Regions from separate parts of the Mus musculus genome. Here region 1 is linked to region 2. A link is a loop called in an ENCODE intact Hi-C map of the cell type or tissue named here. Cell type or tissue: gastrocnemius. All regions are shown on one strand. Each heading gives the region's core, and the rest is flanking DNA. Links, peaks and the distances in the headings are about the cores only. Region 1 overlaps Rfx7 (regulatory factor X, 7). Region 2 has its middle 21 kb from the start of Nedd4.

Evidence for each region. Peaks named below come from ENCODE experiments on the same cell type or tissue, not always from the same donor. Only the 100,000 strongest peaks of a DNase experiment are listed, where the experiment ranks them.
Region 1: a loop joins it to region 2, with 2.5 times the contacts of the local background. A loop is called at or near these places in 4 of 42 quality-filtered maps.

What each region holds. Positions count from the first base shown.
Region 1 is chr9:72,610,436-72,618,777 of GRCm38, reverse strand. Rfx7 (regulatory factor X, 7) reads right to left here. Exons shown (of 9, transcript NM_001033536.1): 7 at 6,950-7,157; 8 at 3,446-3,741; 9 at 1-2,141. Among named protein-coding and RNA genes, the nearest start is that of Gm23057, 19 kb to the left of the region's middle. In gastrocnemius, for the core only: a CTCF peak has its summit at 3,823 (motif pointing left); DNase peaks (open chromatin) are centred at 3,507 and 4,700; H3K4me3 peaks cover 237 bases; H3K27ac peaks cover 5,521 bases.
Region 2 is chr9:72,668,259-72,676,600 of GRCm38, reverse strand. It overlaps a transcript of Nedd4 not described here. Among named protein-coding and RNA genes, the nearest start is that of Nedd4, 21 kb to the left of the region's middle. In gastrocnemius, for the core only: CTCF peaks have their summits at 4,019 (motif pointing right) and 6,982; a DNase peak (open chromatin) is centred at 4,027; H3K4me3 peaks cover 1,170 bases; H3K27ac peaks cover 6,489 bases.

The DNA.
Region 1 (8,342 bases), core at 236-8,235, 58 kb after region 2:
AGAATGCCATGACCAGAAACCGATGAATTACCAACCCCACCATACCCATTATTCATCCATTCAAGCTTGGTTTTATCAGGGTGAGTGGCCATGGGTCTTTGCATTGGTTTCACAGGACTGCTTGAGACAATGCTGGCATCGTGATATGCCATACTGGAGCTTATTGGAGTGAATGCAAATGGATTCCTGCATTCAACAGGGCTTGGAGGGACGCTACTGCTGCAATTAGAATGAGGAGTACCAATGGGTGTGTGTCGGCTACTTCCTAAAGCACTATCCACAGGTGTTGTCTGGGCAAGCCTGGAACAAGGGCTCTCCCGTGACAGACTCTGAGACCCAGCAATCATTTCAGACGTTGGGGTTGGAGTTGGGGTTGGAGTTGGTGTAGGAGTGGGTGTGGGTGTAGGTGTGTGAATTGGAGTGCCATTGCTATGAATTGGATGATAGAAGTGAGTGCTGGAAGCATGAGATGACATTGGAGCTCCTGGAGTTACTGACTGATTCTGAAGGCTCATTCCCAAGCAGTTACCATAAGAATGTGAATTATTCATTGACATCTGCTGCTCCATAAGTACCAGCTCTTCCACAATGCTATCTTGTGTAAGTTCATCGTCAAAAGGAAAGTAGCTTTCATTTGTCTGGGAAACAGAAGACTCAAACTCTTTCAGTTCCGATTGCAATGGCAACTGATCTGAAGACTGTGCTTGTATTTCATTCAGAGAAGATTCTGGTATCTGGCTATGTAGCTGCTGGCTGTATGTGTCCTGTGGCATCCCTTCTAATTCCCAAACAGATTTCTCTAAATCATGGATGTCAGGATGCTCAGCAATCGTCATAACACTAATGTCTTGCTGATGCTCACAGCTGGCAGCTATGAAGTCAGAATCCTTAGTAACTTGTTGCCATTCGTTACGATTAAAGCTGCCATCTGATTTTGACTCACGGTCCAAGAGAAAGACACTCCCTTCAAGTTTGACTTTTACATCCGGAGACGATGATGGCGTTGTCTGCTGCTCCAGAACTGGTTCACTGGTGACAAGAGCAGGGTTCACGGGCTGATCCTCTATTATCTGTGAACTGACACTGATTGACACCTTGTTAGGAATCTGAGCACCTGCTGTTGAACTTTCTGTTTTCCCTGAATGTGGAACCTTTTGGTCCTTTTTAACAGTGCCTGGTTTCTGACCTTCTATAGTAACTGCAGAAAGCTGTTCCACAATTGGTTTCTTTACAGGAGGCACCTGAGACTCTTGCAATGTAGCAGACAGTCGTTTCCTTGGACTTTTAGTGCATATTTTAGGGTCTTTATTTACTGAGTCACCATTAGATGGTGAGCTGGTGCTGGTGAAAGGTAAGTTCTGAGTAGCAACCGAGAGAGTAACAGTGCTTTGATTATTGCCTGCTGAGATGCCTGACAGAATTTCATTACATCGATTTTTACATTTGGTCCTCTGGTCACAGACCTTAGTTGTTTTCACTTCAGTGACACCTTCATTAGAAGGTTTTGGTACTGTTCCATCTGTATTACTTTTCTGGCCCCAAAGGGCACTAGATGTTGTCAGGGGAGCTTTTGTCTCCTCAGAGTTCTCTTGGCACTGGAGAGGATGCTCATCTGATGAACCTTCTGGTTCCATTTTGACTTCCACAGCCGAAGTTCCCCCAGTGCTGCTAGCCCTGGACCCAGGAGACTGAAGAGAAACGACAGAACCATTCTTGATCTGAGGAACAATCCTTGATTCCTCTGTTGTTCCAGTAGCACTGCTGACTGAGGCAGAATGTTTAAGAGGCGCATTACTGTTACTGGGTGTGAGGGATATTGTTGTCATTTTCACCACATTTAGAGAACTCATGTGTGATGCAGGTACCACAGCAGTTTTGATGGGACTGCTAGTAAAGAGCACAGTTGTAGGAGAGCGGATGGTGAGCGCACTGGTGTTTGCTGGCTTGGGTAAGATCTGAGGGTAGCGGTGTCTGGCAGAACGGTCCCCACCAGGACTGGCTGGAACGTTCTGAGGAGTCTTTGGTGTCTGTTTCACAGACTGCATGTGCTGAGTGACCACTTGCACATTGAGGGGAAGAACTTTGCCATCAGGAGAATTCATTGGACTTGGTGAAGTTACTAACTGCCTTGTCCGCTGGACCTGCAAAAAGGTAAAAAAATCAAAAGTCCATTTTATAAGTCTAGGGTACAACAGTACATGTGTATAGTATTAGAGGATTTATTAAGTGTTAATTTAAAAGAAAAAAGGTCATTATAATGTTAGAAGAGAGTTCTTTTGTATCATTTTGTACACATATTTTTAACAAGTATAACCACAAAGCAATATACTTATGAAATACAGTAACACATGGGAAAAAAGTTAGGTTTACTTTCCAGTTAACAAAATACTTCATACCTATAACAAATATTTGTCTAATGAGTGGGTTAAAGACGTTACAGTGAGAAGGAATACAATCATGAAGAAAGGTAAGCTCTCAAGTATCTAAGAGCACAGTTCACTCTTGGGAAGTCTTACACAGCTCAAGTTTGCCCTGGACTTTAGTAACTAGCTACTAGGTTTCCTTATCCACAGTAGGCCTCCTGAAATCTGCTCTTAGGTGAGTAGTATGGCCATCAGATATTAAAAATTTTAATGGAATAGCAATGATGAAAGATAATGATACCAAGAAAAATTAAGAGAAAATATCTCCTTAATAATCATACCAATAGTAATTTAAGGTTACCACTTTACTTTAGGAGGATACACTTGCATTTGAAAATCCCCTTCACTATAATGTTAGTTGTGTGAGAGTGACCTTAACAATCTTCTACTCCTATATCTACCCAGATGCAGGCTAACCAAAGATGCAGGCCCACATTCAAGTATAAAATCATTAATAATATATTATAACTTGATCTAGTTCAATATTAAGAAAAACATTTAGGCTCCCAAAAGATTCTTGATCCAGCCAGGATCAATATTAAAAATTTTTTAATAAATTTAATCTTACTGAAATTCTGAATGCTTATATGCACACTTTACAAATCTTCATCTTTTGTATCTTTAGTTTTATAAACTTTAGGGTTTGCTTTTCATTAGCAATAAATATTCGGAATGAAAGATGAATGACCAGCCGGGCGTGGTGGCGCACGCCTGTAATCCCAGCACTTGGGAGGCAGAGGCAGGCGGATTTCTGAATTCGAGGCCAGTCTGGTCTACAAAGTGAGTTCCAGGACAGCCAGGGCTATACAGAGAAACCCTGTCTCAAAAAAAAAAAAAAAAAAAAAAAAAAGAAAAGAAGGAAGGAAGGAAGAAAGAAAAAGAAAGATAGATGGATGAATGACCAAGGATAGTCTGGTCATAAAACCAGCTTATGACCCTTGCCATCTTCTCACCTGTTACTTCTAATAAAATAAATGACTTCCTACCATCTCAGTAAGGCCAAACTCTAGTGATAATATTACCGGAATGGGGCTAGGGACAGCTGCCACCACGATCCCAATGGGCTGGGGAGAAAGGATCGCAGGGTTCCCATTGGGTAGATTAGCCACTCCGTTGGCTGTAGTGCCTTCTGGCTTTTTTGCTGAGGATTCTCCTGGCAATGGAGATTGTAGTTTCTGTTCTTGCTGCTTTTTTTGAATTTTCCGTTGCAACTGCTGCTTAGCATCAATTGGAGATGGCAAAGTCTTTACTTGAGGTTGAAAGGAATTACTTTCAGCTGTAGGTATAAAAGCAGAAGGCTGGGGAATTCCTTTAAGTCCTGAAAATAAACACAAAGGAAAGCTAAAACTAAACACTGTCTTGTGGAAGGCCGCATTACTCAGTTTCTTTGAATGTGTAGCCATCTGCTGGACAAAGTGTCTAAGCTTGCAGCACACTCTAATTAATTCACAGCTTATTTACAAAGCAAAGTAACAGACTTCTATTTACAAACCTCTGTCAACAAGAGTTTAATATCTTAAAATATGGTTTAACCAGGCCAATTTCAGTTAAGTAAACAATGGCAGACAATTTAAAAAGATTATTTATATCATAAATGTTGGAACACTAAGAAAAATACATGCCAACAGAGCAGTTTTACATTGTATTAGATGCCAGCAAATTCCTACCCCTTTCTGTGATTAGAATGAAATTAATAAATTTTCATAATTTAAATATTTAGCTCATAAGGATAACCTAATAAATATTTGCTAAAACCACTCCATAGCCTAATTTATGTGGGGAAAACAAGTTTTTAATCTTACCAGAAATTGAACCATTATTTTAATTGTTACTTAATGATTATTCCAGTGTGACCTAGAGAAATTTAGAAGCAGAATTTCTTTGTAAGACTAAGGTTAAGGCATTTTGAAAAGTGTCACTGAGAATACTTTTTAAGAGTAGTAAGATAGCAGGAAAAAAAAAAAAGAAGAAAGAAAGAAAAAGCAAGATAAAAATTGCACTTTGCCTTTGGTCCCTTAGCCAGGCTCTGCTTTGCATCAGCTACAACTTAGTGCAGGTGCGGGAGGGAGGGAGGGAGGCTAGGAAGAAGTTAAAAACACAGGAATTCTCCTTTGCAATCTCTGGTTGATAATCCTTCATTTTTGATCCTCTCCTTTTCTATTAAATGCTGTAATTACTGTTTTTCTCTTTGAACTCAGTCTTACAGCTTCCTTTGGCCCTGTCTCAGCGTTACTCCTAGCATCTGCACCCAGGAAAGCCTCTGCCAACGGCTCACAGCTTTCTGCCTTGTCCTCTTGCCAGGGTTTCTGGACAGGAATGATTTCCAAGCAGCTGACTTACAAAAAGGACATTTGTAACACAACCTGTCTTCAAGATGGACACTGTACTTATAAAAAAATTAATTTGCCTTCAAAGGATGAAAATTAATTTATCATGAGTATTCTTTTAAAAATGTACTAATAGTTGAGAACAAAATTTCAAGACTGAAAGTGTTTTCAGTAATGATATAATTGGAAAAGTTTTGTGTTCTCATATGTTGCTTCTAAAAATAAAAATCACCTGTTCACACATGTACTTTTTAGTACATTAAAAAAATTTATTATTTTATGTGTATGAATATTTTGCCTTCATGTATGTACATATGTGTATTATGTGCATGCCTGGCACTTGCAAAGGTCAGAAGAAGTCTTTGGATCCCCTGGGACAGGAGTTACAGAGGGTTGGTTGTGAGCTGCCACATGGGTCCTGGGAATAGAACCCAGGCTATCTGAAAGAGCAACATGTGCTCTGAACTGCTGAGCCATCTCTCTACTTTACTAGACTTACACCTCAAAAATCCCTTCATTCTCTTTTGGTCAAATTTGCAAATAATGGGAAACAGATGGTACTTCCAAAAAATCCAAGCCCCCATCCACAGAGGTACCCTTCCAACTGTCAGTGAGGAGAGTAAAGAGAGATTAGAGTGTTCTGAAGGCTCCACACTCTTCAAAGTCTTATTTTGCAAGAAGATAAGGAGTTAGTAAGAGTAACTGAGGTAGCCTGGTCTTTGGAGACAGGCAAACAGTATTCAAATCCTGGTTGCATTACTTCTCTAGCCAAGGACAAACTATTTCACCTCCTAGAGTCTGTTTCCTAGAATGAACTTCACCTTTTTCATAGGCATGAAAGAATTAAGGGAGCTAACATATATGTGAGCTATTTAGTGACACACATTGGGATTTCTAGGCAATACCATGCTTGTGTCTAATTAAGTGAAAAGTCAGGTTTGGTCATATACAGTTTATATTCAGGAAAGAAAAGTTGTGACTAGCAACTGTGAGAGGCTGCTTTGCTGATACTGGTACTCAATTGGTCATAAAATGAAAAGGAGAGATTATATACACTTATGCACAACATGAACAATAAATCTCTTCAGGATAAATGTAGTGCAGATTTAAAAAATATAAACTTAGAAGACATATCTTGGAGAACAAGTTCCATGTTAATATTCTTCACAGAAATAATTTTCTAAGGTAATATAATTTATTCACTCTACAATCTGTCAGGTATAAGTGAATTAAGGCATTTAAAATTTTCCATTAGAACTGATACCTTACATACAGCTATTCAATTAGCAATGCATCAGATATTCCAACAATAATGTTAATTACTAAAGTTGTCAATTACAAAAACTTCTCTTTGAATTAAAATTATCATTTAAACTGCCATTAAAGAAATTCTCTTTCAGCCAGGTATGGTGATAAATACCTTAGAGATAGAGGCAGGAGGATTTCTATGTTTTGTTTCAGGACAGCCTGGGTCCTATTAATAGAGGGACCCCATCTCAAAAACAACAAACTAACCAACAAACCAACCAAAAACAAAGCTCTTTTTATTTTATAGTACCACTTCATAAAATTTATTTTTTAAATAAAACCAGGTAATCAGTCAATGATGTTCAGAGATCATTTTATTTACAAGATTAATTTCTGGGACAGGAGCCTAGCACATAATTTTAAAATTAGTTTTATTTTACTTTTAACATTTAACTAATTTAGACATATAGACTTAAAAATACATATATTCTTTACATTTAAAAACAGCTATAAAAAAGGTATGGTAGGGGAATTCAAATAGTTTATTCTAGCAGAGCAACACAGAAAAGTAGATTAAACTCTACAGCTTAACAATATAGTTTTTATTTTATTAGCCTAATAAAACATCTGCATTTAGTGTGAACTGAAGTAAGATTGAACTTATACATATACTTAAATGATGAAGTTCTTTGGTCACAGACTTCATTAATCGATTCTCTAAACTTGATTTATTTATTTATAAATGCACATGTACCAGGGAGTGCATGTAGAGGTCATAGACAACTTGCAGGAGGGGAGTCAGTTCTCTCCCTTCATCATTCTGTTTCTGAGGCTTGAACTCAGGCCATGAGGCTTGGTAGCAAGTGTTCTTACCTACTGTGCCGTCTTACTGGCCTGCAAGCTCTCGTTTGCTATCGGCTCTACCTATAGCAATGCGGTCAGTTTCCATACCTGCCGGTGCTGCCGCCATCACAGTCAGAGCTGCCATTGACTTGGTGCCTATATAGTGACTCTTTACAAGGAAGTGGGCTAATTCCAAGACTGTGTCAAATGGCTGGCTTAACACTTTCTGGGCCCACTCACACACAAGACGGCAAGCAGAAGAGATAACTTCCTCATCAATATTTTGAAGCTGCCCAGATGGTTCAACTCCTTCCAACTATACAAAGGAAAGAGGAAAAGTTAACTTTACGAAATACTACTACTACTACTACTACTACTACTACTACTACTACTACTACTTCTTCTTCTTCTTCTTCTTCTTCTTCTAATGTTCAGAGAAATTAAGATGAAGTACATTGACGATATATATATATATATATTTTTTTTTTTCGAGACAGGGTTTCTCTATATAGTCCTGGCTGTCCCGGCACTCTCTTTGTAGACCAGGCTAGTCTTGAACTCAGAAATCAGCCTGCCTCTGCCTCCCAAGTGCTGGGATTAAAGGCATGTACCACCACGCCCGGCTCGATATGTGTTCTTATTGGGAGATACAAAATACATCTCTTGGATCAAAACAGCATGAAGGAGCTGTTGGAAGACATGTAACAGCTTTGCACATAAGAGCGAATCTGTAAAGAACAGTCAGTCAAGAGTAGGGTGAATATAGCACTTTAAATAGCAGCTAAATCAAGGTGCAGTGTTCCACACCTTTAATTCCAGCACTTGGGAGGCAGACACAGGTGGATCTCTGTGAGTTCAAGGCTACTGTGGTCCACATAGTGACTTGACTTCTAGGACAGAGAGGCCCATATAGAGAGCCACTGTCTCAAAAATAAAACAAAAAGAGCAACTAGGCACAAATAGATGTTTTTGGCATTTCTAAAGCTTTCTTTAGTATCAATAAAAACTACATTGCGTAGTAGCCCTGTTTTTGTTTTGTTTGTTTTTTTCTTTAAAAAAAAAAAAACAAACACATTTATTTATTTTGAATACACTGTAGCTGTCTTCAGACACACCAGAAGAGGGCATCAGATCCTATCATGGATTGTTGTGAGCCACCATGTGGTTGCTGGGATTTGAACTCAGGACCTCTGGAAGAGCAGTCAATGCTCTTAACAGCCGGGCCATCTTTCCAGCTCCCTGTTTTCTAGAGAGGTCAAATATAGCTATTTTACAAGACTCCCTTATGTATACATGTATCATCAATATATATTATGGACATACCTACAAATTAGTATCTTAGGTCTTTATTCTCCTGAATTTCACGGTGATATAGGTCATTTTCACTAACATCCTTTGGCCATTGTGGGTGTTTTCCCCCCACTCTTTCTTCTTTTTATTTGTGGAAGGAACAATTCTCAGTTCCCGATTTTAGCCAATATACTGAACAGAATGCATTCAA
Region 2 (8,342 bases), core at 11-8,010:
TGATTGGGGACGAGGCGGAGGCTGAAAGGGGGAAGGGACGGACATACAGACATAAGGAATGGACATGAGCAGTACTCAGGTACTTGATATGAAACTCACAAAGAACCAATAAAGAGATTTGAAAAAAACAAAAACAAAAAAACCTTTAATCCCAGCACTTAGGAGGCAGAGGCAGGCAGATTTCTGAGTTCGAGGCCTGCCTGGTCTACAAAGTGAGTTCCAGGACAGCCTGGGCTATACAGAGAAACCCTGTCTCAAAAAAACCAAAAAATTGTATCTTGCCAAGCACAGCGGGACGCATGTTTTGATCCAAGCAATCCGAAGGCAGAGGAAATCTGAGTCCAGCAAGGGCTACATGGTTAAATCCCTGTCTCAGAACAAACAAAAAACATGTTGTAGAAGCTCTTCCATTTTTTTAAGGCTTAGTTTACTTTATTCATGTTTATGACTCGTGTGTGTGTGTGTGTGTGTGTGTGTGTGTGGGTGTGTGTGTGTGTGTGTACAGATGCCCATGTATGTCAATCAGAAGGTATCAGGTCCCCTGGAGCTAGAGTTACACAGCCATCTAACATAAATAGGTACTAGGAACAGAACTCAGGTTCTCTGCAAGCGTAGCAAGATCTCGTCTCATCTCTGCAGCCCCAGGGAAATAGGGACAAGGACAGTTTGGAGACACAGGGCACTCTTGCCTAGCATGATCCACCTTGGAAGGCAGTCAGCCCATTTCAACACCTCCTTTGTCCTAGCTTTTCATGATCTAGCAATACATTTTGAAACTCCTCTATTCCTTATTCCTGTTAACTCCTTCTAGGAAAGCAGCAAATGTCTTTTTCTTCCCTTCTCAGTTAAAGTTACAAGAGAAAGTTGGTAATAACTTACATAGAAATTACTCCACATCAAACACTGCTCCAAACAGTTTTTGTGGATCAGGGTTAGCTACTGTCGTTTTCTCCAAGTTGTACAGACTACACAGCAGTGAGAGAGTGTGGCTGAGACTACAGCACTCCTCCACAGGAAGGAGCACACAACACAGCAACCCCCTAGCCATACTTCGCCCCCACAACAGCTCTTCAAATCCCATCTGCTTTCTGTCTGTTCTCAGATCTACTCTGAAAAAGGTTTGAAATACTTATGTCTGGGTTCCTACACCGTTCTCAATTTGTATTCTTTCTCTCCATCTCTCCCTGACAGGTCATCAGTAGCCCACGCTGGCCCTAAACTCTCTGTAGCTGAGCAGGATGCTGACCTTCTGATTTTCTTGCCTCTCCCCTCACGCTTAGATTACAGACATGCATCACAACCAGTCTTCATGGTCCACAGACTGAACCTAGTATGTCCTAGGCAAACTGAGCTACAGCCCCTCCAAATAAAAACTAAGAATTGCTGGATACAGTAGCACATGCATTTAACCTCAGCACTTAGGAGGCAGAGGCAGGGGCTGGAGAGATGGCTCAGTGGGTTAAGAGGACTGACTGCTCTTCCAGAGGTCCTGAGTTCAAATCCCGGCAACCACATGGGGGCTCACAACCACTGTAATGGCATCCAATACCCTCTTCTGATGTGTCTGTAGAGAGCAATGTTGTATTCATATACATAAAAAAAAATCTTTAAAAAGAAGAAATTCACATGGGCAATACCCAAATGCTCTCACCCACATGTGCTAGCACACTCTGGGGCTCCCCAGCTGCCCCTTGCCTGGTGAGGCCATTGTTCTCTATTCAGCTATGGACATCTCTGATTTTGTTGAGGTGATCCCTGTGTTCACCTGAATGACATCCTGAATGCATCTTCTCTCCTGGAAATGGGCTCCTTTGTGGGAATGAAGAACCTGGACCCAGATCAGACCAGAGGTCACAGGGCATTGGCCAAGATATGCAAATCTCCTGAGGCACATCTGGTGACTGGAGGTTCTATCACAGGGTGAAGACCCACAAAAGCATTCTGAAAACTCAGTGACATCTCTGGAGCATCATGAGGACAGGTCTAGAGTTTACAGACAACCCCTCTTGAGACCTCATAACCAAATTAGAAACAGATACACAAGAGTTCCTTCGTGAGACCATTAACAGTGGATCAAGGTGAAGGCTCAGGGGCTTCTGAATCATTCAGACTGTGAACAATGAACACATGCTTGTTGAGACACGAAGCTATTGTTAATATTACCAGACAGCTAAAGGTAATAATCCTCACAGGCCCATGACTGTCAATGTACTGTATACATTTGAACATCTATTCTGCAGTTAAGAATGTTTGCTCTGCAGCCTTTAGGATGTGTTCTTAAGCCAAAGTCATTGGTAATACTGTACAATTTTTATCATTTATTTAAAGATTTATTTTTATTTTTAATTATGTTGGGGGGCGCTATGCATATGAATGCTGGTGCCTGCAGGAGTCAGAGGCAGCTGTTAGCTACCAGATACCAGACATGGAAGTTGGAAATCAACATGGGGCTCTGCAAAGGCAGCAAGAACTCTCAATGACAGAGCTTTCTCTCCAGCCTCATCTGATTTTTTCAAAAATTATGTTTTAACAATTTTGAAAAAGGCATTGGTGTCTTTATCCAAAATAGAATTTTTAATTTTTCCTTTAATTCTGTCAAGTTTTGAGCCATACATCTGCAAGTTCTGGTACCAGGCACATACCCATTTCTGCCTAATACATTCCTGGTGATTTTATTATCATTGTGAAATATTTGAAAATACCTTTCCCTTATTTTAGCAGATTTTAATTGTTTTTGATTTTGTTTTTTTCATGACAGGGTTACTCTTGTGTAGCCCTAACCATCCTAGAATGCTATATGTAGACCAGGCTGGCCTACAGAGTCAGAGATCTACCTGCCTCTGCCTCCTGATAGCTGGGATTAAAGACATGTGCCACACTGCCTGGCTCGTATTCACGTTAATCTTTATCATACCATTTTTGCATCCATTTTCCCCAACCTAGGTATATCATTGAATTTAAGTATGTTTTTTAAAGAGTTGCTTCATAATTTATGTGCATACAGTGTATGCCTCTGTGTTATGTGTACATGTGCCTGCCAAAGCCATAAGAGTGTTGGATCTCCGTGAGCTGGATTTACAGACAGTTGTAAGCCAGCTAATGTGGGTGCTTGTAATTATTACATGATTGGATACAAGTATATTAACTCATGTTTTCCTTCCCTTGTCCTGTCCCCTTTAAAAAGAATTGTTTTGTACTGACTTTTTAATTGTTTCAAGAACTTCAGTTTAAAATTTCTGCTTTTACAGCTCTAGAGTACAACTATGCTTGCATAGCTATGGTGGTGGTGGCACATGCCCTTAAATCCAGCACTTGAGAGACAGAGACAGGCAGTCCTGAGTTCAAGGCCAGCCTAGTCTACAGAAGTAATTTTAGGATAGCCAGAGAAACTGTCAAAAAGAAACAAACAAAAACAAAAAACCTCCAAATTTCTGCTCTTACAAAACCTAAAATTCTTCACATTACTGTTGAAATGTTGATATGATTATGTTTTCTATTTCATACCCTTAATGATTCACTTTGCCTATGCTTTCTACCACACGATCCTTCCATGCAGGGTCACAGCAAACACACACCCTATCCTTTATGCTGTTATTCCCATAAGCATTCCTTTCATCCCTTTTATCTAATATGAATCCGTAAGACAAGGTTGTTGAATCATGATTCCAATGGGCCCTGTATAAGGTTAAGAGCATTTACTGCTCTTGCAAGGGACCCAAGTTTGATTCCCAGCACAAACATGGCAGATCACAGCCAATTATAACTCTAGTTCCAGGAGACTAATATCCTCTTCTGACCTCTATGGACATCAAATGTTCAAACATATACATGAAGACAAAACACCCACACACAAAAATAAAACTTTTAATTAATTAAAAAAAAAAGCATCTGTAGATTCCAGGTATTTATCACTTCTGATGGTCTTTTCCTTTCTCTTCACCAGGAGCTTTAACCTGCTTTAACATTTCTTCTTTAAAAAGATTTAAGTTGTGTGTACATGTGTGCAGTGCCTGTGGAGGCCAGGAGAGGGCGCCAGATCCCCTGGAGTTGGTCACAGGCAGTTCCCAGGGAAACCTCAGTAAAAGCAATACAGGATTGCTGAGCCAACTCTCCAGTCCAGTTGTATATTTCATTGATCGTTTTCCAAATTTAGACACTTATTCTTTAAAAAGATTTTATTTCATTATTTATCTCTCTGGGATGTAGTTCAAACAGACCTTTCTTCTTCATCATCTTCTAATTGGTAAATGATCCCCATTAATCTATGTTCAGTTCATCTTTGTTCTATGTATCCATTCAGAAATCACGGCCAACCAAAGAACTTGAATTTCAATTATATTTTAGTTGTAGAGTTTCCCCGGTATTTTATTATTTATTTATCTATTTATGTCTCTACTTCATTCCTGAGATTTCCAATGTTTTGACTGACAATGAGCATATATTCTTTCTCCCTTTCTTTTTTTCTTTCTTTCCCACCCAGTTTTTGTTTCGTGGAGACAGAGTCTCGCTATGCAGCCCTGGAACTCACTATGTAGACCAGACTAGCCGTGAGTGCCTCCCATCACATTCTGCTCACATATTCCTTATTGATTGACAGTGTGTCCCACTTCCCTTGCTCTTTACAGACCAGGTGACTACATGCTGTACCGTGGACATTGTAAGCTGAGTTACAGAGACTCTGGGTTGTTTTTTTCTGTGTTTATCTATCTTGTTTAGACACTCACTCTCTGCTCAGATCTTCTGACACCAGCTGAGAGGCCAACTCTTTCTCTTCCAGAATCCCCACCACTGCCAGGCTTCCTGCCAATCTCTCATTTCTCCACCAGAGTCCAACCCCTGCTCCAGGTTTTCAGGCTGTGGAGACCACCAACCCCTGCCTCAGGTTGTAATTCTCCCTGGCTGACTAATTCCTCTAAGGGAACCCCGCCACACCACTGGGTCTCTCCCATGTAGCTCCAACCCAGTGCGCCCCGCTCTGCTCACTTGATACTCAGAGCTCCTTTTTCTACTGTAACCAGAGATTATGCTGGTTATTATCTGCTAACGGATTTAGAGAATTAAAATGCTATCAAATTCTGGGGGCAGAACTCAATAGTAAATCTATAACTACAACTGTCTTTAATTTTGCAAATTCATTGATTCAGATACCAAGAAAATAATCAGCCACTTACCCTGTAAGGATCTCACTGTGTACCAAAATTTGCTACTATCACTCAGATTTTCATTTAATCAAAGTTCAAGAAAGAAACTAAGCAATACTGTTTCCTTAAACCCCAAGCTCATGCATTGTTATTTACCTGGCTCCCAAGATGTCTTTCTTGGCCAGGCCTATGCCAGCTATAACCTTCACTCTCACAACTCGTGTGTCATCCTAAAATACAAAAAGGTGTTTTATTTTCATGTCATTACAAGCTATCTAATACAATAGTCACGAGAATACTAAATTCAAAGGAATATTTAAAAGTAAGTAATCTGATTGAAAGCTATATAGAAGAAAATAAAGACAAAATTTACAATTTTTAGATACATTTAATCACACACACAAAAACCAAAGAACTAAAGTCAAGTTATTACACATAGTAATTTAGCTTTCTTTCTTTTTTTTTTTTTTTTTTTTTTTTTAAGATTTTATTTATTATTATAGTAAGTACACTGTAGCTATCTTCAGACACACCAGAAGAGGGAGTCAGATCTTGTTACAGATGGTTGTGAGCCACCATGTGGTTGCTGGGATTTGAACTCTGGACCTTCGGAAGAGCAGTCGGGTGCTCTTACCCACTGAGCCATCTCACCAGCCCCCTAATTTAGCTTTCTTATAATAAACTTTTAATGACAAATTATAACTAAGGAAGTTACCACTGTTGCTGTGTTCATACCATGAAATCAAAAGCTCATAGTCATTTGTAATAACTACAAAGAAAAGGTAGTTTTTAAGTACCATTAAACAGTTTATAAATAACAGTGAACACACTATGATATGTCAAATACCAATGATCTTGCATGTCAACAGTGGAATGAGGTCTCATGGGAGAATTTCCTTGTCTTAAAAGAGATATATCATCTGAGGGTAGCTGGGGGGAGAAGTTGGCAGGGTAAATATGATCACATTACATTGTCTATGGCTAGGTGTGGTGATAAGCCACTTTAACCCCTTGGAGCCAGCACTAGAACAATTCAAGACCAGCGTGGTTTACATAGCAAGTTCCAGGCTAGTCAGGGCTATTATGAGATCCTGCCTCAAAGGAAATTCATTAATTTGGGGGGTTGAGAAATAGCTCAGCAGTTTAAAGCATTAGCTGTTCTTCCAAAGGATCTGGATTCAATTCCTAGCACCTACACGGGGGCTCACAACCATCTCTAAGTCCAGGTCTAAGGTCTGAAGAGGCCCTCTTCCAGTCTCTATGGACACTAGGAATACACACCATATAAAGGCATACATACAAACAAAACACCCATACGCATAAATAAGAATTTAAAAACATACGTTGTGGAGCTCCAGGTACGGATCAGCAGTGAACAGCACGTGCTCCTCTTCCAGGGAATTCGGATTCAACTCCCAGCATCCACATGGAGGCTCACAAGTATCTGTAACATCACTTCCGGGGGATCCGCCACCATCTTCTGTCTTATCCAGGCAAAACTCCCATACCCATAATTTAAAAAAATAAATACATTGTTGTGAAATTCTCAACAAAATAATAAAAATATTATACTTTCTAAAGTGATGAATAACAAAGTATTCAGCAGAAAATGGCACAAATTCTGTAACTTATTCTCAAGTGGCTCAGCAAATAAAAAGTTGGATGTGAGTCTGTGCAAATGTAGGTAATGTCTCCAAGCTGTGGACTACACTGTTGTACGCACTCTTAACCTACAGATTATAAATCGTTTAAATCAAAAAAGGGTAGGTATTCTGGATTCATTTCAGATACTGGGGAAAATATTCCAATAAAAAGCAACCTTGGGGATTTGGCTTAAAAACATTCAGTCCGCCAGGCGGCGCACTTAATCCCAGCACTTGGGAGGCAGAGGCAGGTGGATTTGAGTTCCAGGACAGCTGGGGCTATACAGGGAAATCAAGGCAAGAATTGAAGCAGCTCTCATATATACTCAGTCACGAGCAGAGGCTTGCTGCCCATCAGTCAGCTTTCCTCTTACATTGTTTGGAACCCCTGCCTAAAATGTCTGTAAGACAGTTCAGTATAATGCAAGCTTCCGTAAACTCAGTGCACAGCCTGGTAATACTGTGTTCATTCTCTTTTTATAGACTCATGCTAACTGTGCTGGCTAGTTATATGTGAACTTGACACAGCTATTGTCATGAGAGAAGGAACCTCAATATAGGCAGAAAATGTCCCAAGACTGGACTGTAAACTAGTATTTGTAATTAGTGATTGATGTGAGAGGGCCAGGCAACCTCTATGCTGGTAGACTTGGGTGCTTTAAGGCAGGCTGAGCAAGCAATGAATGACGAGCCAGTAAGTGGGCTCTACAGTAGCTTCTGCCTCCAGGTACCTGCAAAACCTAGAGTTCCTGCTCTAAATCCTTCAATGATGGACCACAATGTGGCCAATGTAAGCTAAGTAAAGCCCTTCCTCCCCACCTCACTGTTGGTCATAGTGTCTCTCAGACAATAAGACACTAAGACAGGTGAGAATAAGTTACTTGAGCTGAGTGCCACTCACAATAAACTGGGTCTTCTTATATGAAGTAACCATCAAGACAACCCCCACGGGCTGGTGAGATGGCTCAGTGGGTAAGAGTACCCGACTGCTCTTCCGAAGGTCAGGAGTTCAAATCCCAGCAACCACATGGTGGCTCACAACCATCTGTAACAAGATCTGACTCCCTCTTCTGGAGTGTCTGAAGACAGCTACAGTGTACTTACATTAATAAAATAAATAAATCTAAAAAAAAAAAAAAAAAGACAACCCCCACACATCTGTTCACAGACCAACCTGATTCAGATAATTCCTCATTAAGAGCCTTCCCCTACTATTTGTACATAGTTTTAATGCCAGCACTCAGGAGTTAGAAGCCAGCAGATAGATCTCTGGACTATATAATGAGTTCCAAGGTAGCCGGTGCTACACAGTAGGATCCTGTCTCAATATACATATTTTTCCACATACATATGTTTAAAATTGTACAAGATACAGAAACAAAATAAACAAACTTCAACTGATAATATTAAAAACACTGTTGAAGGACATTAGAGAACTAATAAATGAAGACATTCTCTGTGCTTGTTGATGAAAAATTTTAATAAGTTGCCTATTTTCTCCAAAGTAATATATAAATCCAATATAATTCCAACCTCCAACTCCTTATATTTTTGTGGT